Linked DNA regions of Homo sapiens: region 2 is linked to region 1. Evidence: read pairs that join two places in POLR2A ChIA-PET (ENCODE). Cell type or tissue: MCF 10A. All regions are shown on one strand.

What was found. ChIA-PET counts read pairs that join two places held together with the same protein. Peaks named below come from ENCODE experiments on the same cell type or tissue, not always from the same donor. Only the 100,000 strongest peaks of a DNase experiment are listed, where the experiment ranks them.
Region 2: POLR2A ChIA-PET joins it to region 1 with 6 read pairs; 3 of 35 experiments call an interaction of 5 or more read pairs at or near these places.

The regions. Positions count from the first base shown.
Region 1 is chr11:123,143,970-123,146,469 of GRCh38, reverse strand. All of the region lies in intron 1 of CLMP (CXADR like cell adhesion molecule), which reads left to right. Among named protein-coding and RNA genes, the nearest start is that of CLMP, 50 kb to the left of the region's middle. In MCF 10A, no CTCF peak of the experiment used is centred here; a DNase peak (open chromatin) is centred at 1,089.
Region 2 is chr11:123,039,515-123,042,014 of GRCh38, reverse strand. No RefSeq gene overlaps it. Among named protein-coding and RNA genes, the nearest start is that of SNORD14E, 17 kb to the left of the region's middle. In MCF 10A, no CTCF peak of the experiment used is centred here; no DNase peak of the experiment used is centred here.

The DNA of each region.
Region 1 (2,500 bases):
TCTGATGCATCTGTTTTCCCAAAACAGCAGGTGCTTAATATGTAAGGAATAAGGAAATAATAAGAGCCAATATTTATTGAGTGTGTACATGTGCCAAGCACTAGACACTTTGCATGGGTAATCTCATTCAGTTCTCACAACCATGGTATTAGGTGGATGCTGTTTATATATATACTCCCAAAATGCTGGGATTACAGACGCGAGCCACCACACTCAGTCCTGATAGCTGAATTTTAACAGGGAAGAAATCCTTTGAATGGCTAATCTGACAGAATTTTCAGCATCACTATTAGAACTGAGAAGAAATGATGCCTGGAGGTGTGCCAGCATCTTGGTTCTGCAGCTTACCTAGATGCAAGTTACTTGATCTTTCCATACCTGAACATCCCCATCTATAAAATAGGGATGCTAACAGCAGCCATGGTGCACACAGCTGGCCCTGCCCTACCCTGAGCCCCTGTGCAGCGTTAATGAGCAGCTGGGAGCTATCTGCGCAGGCCCAGACCCCGCCTGCTGGGGTTATGGGCCTTCCCCTCCAGGGAGGGCTATAGGTGGGAGCTGAAGAGCAGGAGGAGATAAGTAAAGTAGCAGATGGCGCTAATTTCCTAGTGCACTTATCAAGCTCACTAAGGCAGGGAAGTGCGGGACTATTCAGCCTTACACAGTGAGGAGCACAGCTCAGTCAGCACATTAAAACCAGCCGCAAGGCCGGGCACAGTGGCTCACGCCTATAATCCCAGCAGTTTGGGAGTCCAAGGCCAGCAGATCACTTGAGATCAGCAGCTCGATACCAGCCTGGCCAACATGGTGAAACTCCGTCTCTACTAAAAATAAAAAAAATTAGCCAGGCATAGTGGCGGGCACCTGTAGGCCCAGCTACTCGGGAAGCTGAGGCAGGAAAATAGCTTGAATCCGGGAGGCGGAGGTTGCATTGAGTCCAGATCGCGCCGCTGCACTCCAGCTTGGGCAACAGGGCAAGACTCCCGTCTCAAAAAAAAAAAAAAAAAAAAAAAAAAACAGCCGCAGAGCTGAACCCACTCATGGAGCACACGCTGACAAAGTCTGTGACGTGCAAGTAAAAGGAGTGTCCTCTTACTTCAGTTTCTGGTGACCCAGAACTAGACCTTGGGCAGTAGTTCTCAACCTGTGAGTCACAGAGGTTGGCACGAAAACAGACGAGAGCACAAAGTTAACCCTTTAATAGCACTCTAGAGCAATGCAGTCCAGTAGAAAATATAGAAATAGAAATAGAATGTGAGCCCCCATGGAATTTAAAATTTTCTAGTAGTCATGTCAAAAAGACCAAAGAGAAACAGGGGAAATTAATTTTAATATATTTTCATTTAACCCTAAATATATAAAATATTATTTCAACATATAATCAATGGAAAAATTACTAACAAGATTTTTTACACTCTTTTTATTATACTAAGTCTTTAAAATCTGGTGGGTGTTTTACATTCACTATGCATTTCAATTCCAGTTAGCCACATTTCAATTGCTCCATTGCCACATGTAGTGGCTGGTGCAGCACTCGAGCCTGTAAGTCTGAAAAACCGGGACAGCAGGAAAGTCAGGCCCCTGACACACAATCAGCCAGTGAAATCTGAGGAATGGGGTCGAAAGGGATCCACCAGCTTGTACCTGAGGTCCATATGCAATCAGCTGATAAATCTGCAAGATAGAAGATATCCCTGCACTTCAAAAACTCTGTCTACTGCTTTATATGACTTCTTTTCTGTCACAATGCTCACCTTCATGTCCATTTAGCCTCAGTTTACCAAAAAAAATCATTATCCCCGCTGGGAGTGGTGGCTCATGCCTGTAATCCCAGCACTTTGGGAGGCCAAGGTAGGAGGATCACCTGAGGTCGGGAGTTCGAGACCAGCCTGACCAACATGGAGAAACTTCGTCTCTACTAAAAATACAAAATTAGTGGGCATGGTGGCACATGCCTGTAATGCCAGCTACTCAGGAAGCTGAGACAGGAGAATCGCTTGAACCCAGGAGGCGGAGGTTGCAGTGAGCCGAGATTGCACCATTGCACTCTAGCCTGGGCAACAAGAGCGAAAGTCGGTCTCAAAAAAATATTATCCCCAAATATTTATTGAGAGTACAGCATGCCTGCACTGTGCTAGATATTGGATCCAGTAATGTATTCTGCATCTACAATGCATTGCAGATTACAAAGCCCTCAACACAAATCAAAGAAGTTGGTGTATCAATTATCTATTACTATGTAACAAATGGCTACAAATTTAGCAGCTTAAAACTACACACACTATTTCATCATCTCTGTGGGTTAGGAGTTCCAGCTATGGCTCAGCAGGATCCTCTGCTTAGAATCTCACAAGGCTGTCAGGTGCAGTGGCTCTTGCCTGTAATCCTAGCACTCTGGGAGACGGATCTGAGGCAGACGGATCACTTGAGGCCAAGAGTTTGAGACCAGCCTGTCCAACATGGTGAAACCCCATCTCTACTAAAAATACAAAACTTAGCC
Region 2 (2,500 bases), 100 kb after region 1:
ATTTTTAAAAAGTAAACAAAAACGCAATGCTGGCCAAGTATGGTGTCTCCTGCCTGTAATCCCAGCATTTTGAGAGGCCCAGGCAGGAGGATCACTTGAGCCCAGGAGTTCAACATAGTGGGAGCCCATCTCTACAAAAAGTTTAAAAAATTAGCCAAATGTGGTGGCATGTGCCTGTAGTCCCAGCTACTCGGGAGGCTGAGGTGAAAGGATGGCTTGAGCCCAGGAGGTCAAGGCCACAGTGAGCTGTGATTGTACCACTGCACTCCAGCCTGGATGACAGAGTGAGACGCTGTCTTAAAACAAACAAACAAACTACCTAAAAAATGCAATGCTAAATACTCGTCCTAGACAAAAATGTATTTTAAAAATCCCATTAGTGTGTGCTGCAGAAGGGGTGGCCCAAAAATGACTCATACATTTCCAACGAGGAACATCTCCTATTTTTTTTTTTAATTGAGATGGGGTTTTGACATGTGGCTTAGGTTGGTCTGGAACTCTTGGGCCCAAGCAAGCCACTGGTCTCAGCCTCCCAAAGTGCTTGGATTATAGGCATGAGCCACTGCTCCTGGGTGATCATTTCCTTTTAGTCTTATCAGTATTTCTCTTTGGCTGAGTGTGTGTGTGTGTGTGTGTGCGTGTGTGTGTGTGTGTGCGTGTGTGTGTGTGTGTGTGTGTGTGAGAGAGACAGTCTCACCTTATCGCCCAGGCTAGAGTGCAATGGCACAATCTCGGCTCACTGCAAGTCCACCTCCCGGGTTCAAGCGATTCGTGTGCCTCAGCCTCCTGAGTAACTGGGATTACAAGCGCGTGCCACCACACCCGGCTAATTTTTTGTATTTTTAGTAGAGACAATTTCACCATGTTTGGCCAGGCTGATCTTGAACTTCTGACCAGCCTCCCAAACATGGGAGGATTTTGGGAACTTTGACCTCCCAAAGTACTGGGATTACAGGTGTGAGCCACCGTGCTTGGCCTGAATGTGTATTTATTTTAAGATAATGTCAAAATCTAAACTTAAGGCCCCAAATTAATGTGAGGTTCAGGTGAAATGACCAGTTCTCTCTTTCCACCAGCACTTGCCATTGTGAAAAGCCATGGTGCAAATGTCATTCCCATTTTTACAAACGAAGAAGGCGTCTCAGCAAAGGTATTGTTTCTGCCTGAAGGCTGCAGAGCAAATGTGGTAGTGGAACTTGATCGGGAGGCGGAGGTTGCAGTGAGCCGAGATCGCACCATTGCACTCCAGGCTGGGCGACAGAGTGAGACTCCTTCTCAAAAATAAATAAATATAAAAATAATAAATAAATAAATAATAGACAACTTAAAATTTATAAATAAATAAATAAAAGACTGGAACTTGGGTTTTGGCTGTAAGCCTAAACACTCGAGACACCAAGCCTAACTGAGGGGGCTATTCATTTTGGACAGTGAGTGCCGAATATACCTCTGGGATCTGCCAAGGAAAGTGGGCTGCCACGGAGGTAGTGAGATACCAGGCTCCAGGAGCCACCAACAAGAGGTCTGACTAAAATGATTTGGGCTTGCTGCAGAGGATATTCAAGAATGGGGTGTCAGGGTGCGAGGAGGAGGGAGCTGCGTTAGATTACTTCCAGCTTCCTTTCAGACACCCCCCAGCATAGGGGCCAAGCCCAAACCGACAGCACAGCTCCACTCTCCGGGGGAGGCGGGCTGGGCTGTGCATTCATTTCCCCACCTTTTCATTCGTGGCAGCCTGCCACCGGTTGTTGGGCATCCATAGCTTAATTTGAACAAGTGGGCTCTGGTTTCCTGAGGCGAACTGTCCGGGCGCCTCAGCCATCCATCAGTATTCTCTTCAGTCCCCTGGCAGCTGCTCACTCCGGGCTGGCTCAACCTGCACTGACCTCATCTTCCCACACAGAGCAGAGGAGGATTTGGAAAAAATTAGTTATATTAGTGACTCCCCGAAACACTCCGTTTACTTGTGATATGACAAATATTTCAGCCATTAGGATCTCTCCGTCTCTTATCATCTTAAATGCACTCACTTACATTCCAAATCACTACTTAATTTAAAAGCCTATTTGTTGAGATTGTGACAGGCCCAGGGAAAAGGAGAGACAGACACTCACTCAGCTCTGGCTGGAATAGAATCAGATTTGGAACTTTGATTGAATCTTTCTCCCCAGGACTTATGCTCAGTCAGGTATCATCTAAACACTTAGGGCACGAGAGACTTCCAGGGCACCCACACTGTGGAGATTTATAAGGTCTGCTTCGAAGTAGCCATGTGGCATGGTGACCTTGGGCAAATGACTTCATTCCTGGGTGTCCTTATGCTTTCTGACCCCCGGATACGGTGACGCATTTGGTGAATTTCTTTTTTTTTTCTTTTTCTTTTTTTTTTTTTTTTGAGACAGAGTCTCGCTCTGTCGCCCAGGCTGGAATGCAGTGGCATGATCTCCCCTCACTGCAACCTCTGCCTCCAAGGTTCAAGTGATTCTCCTGCCCCAACCTC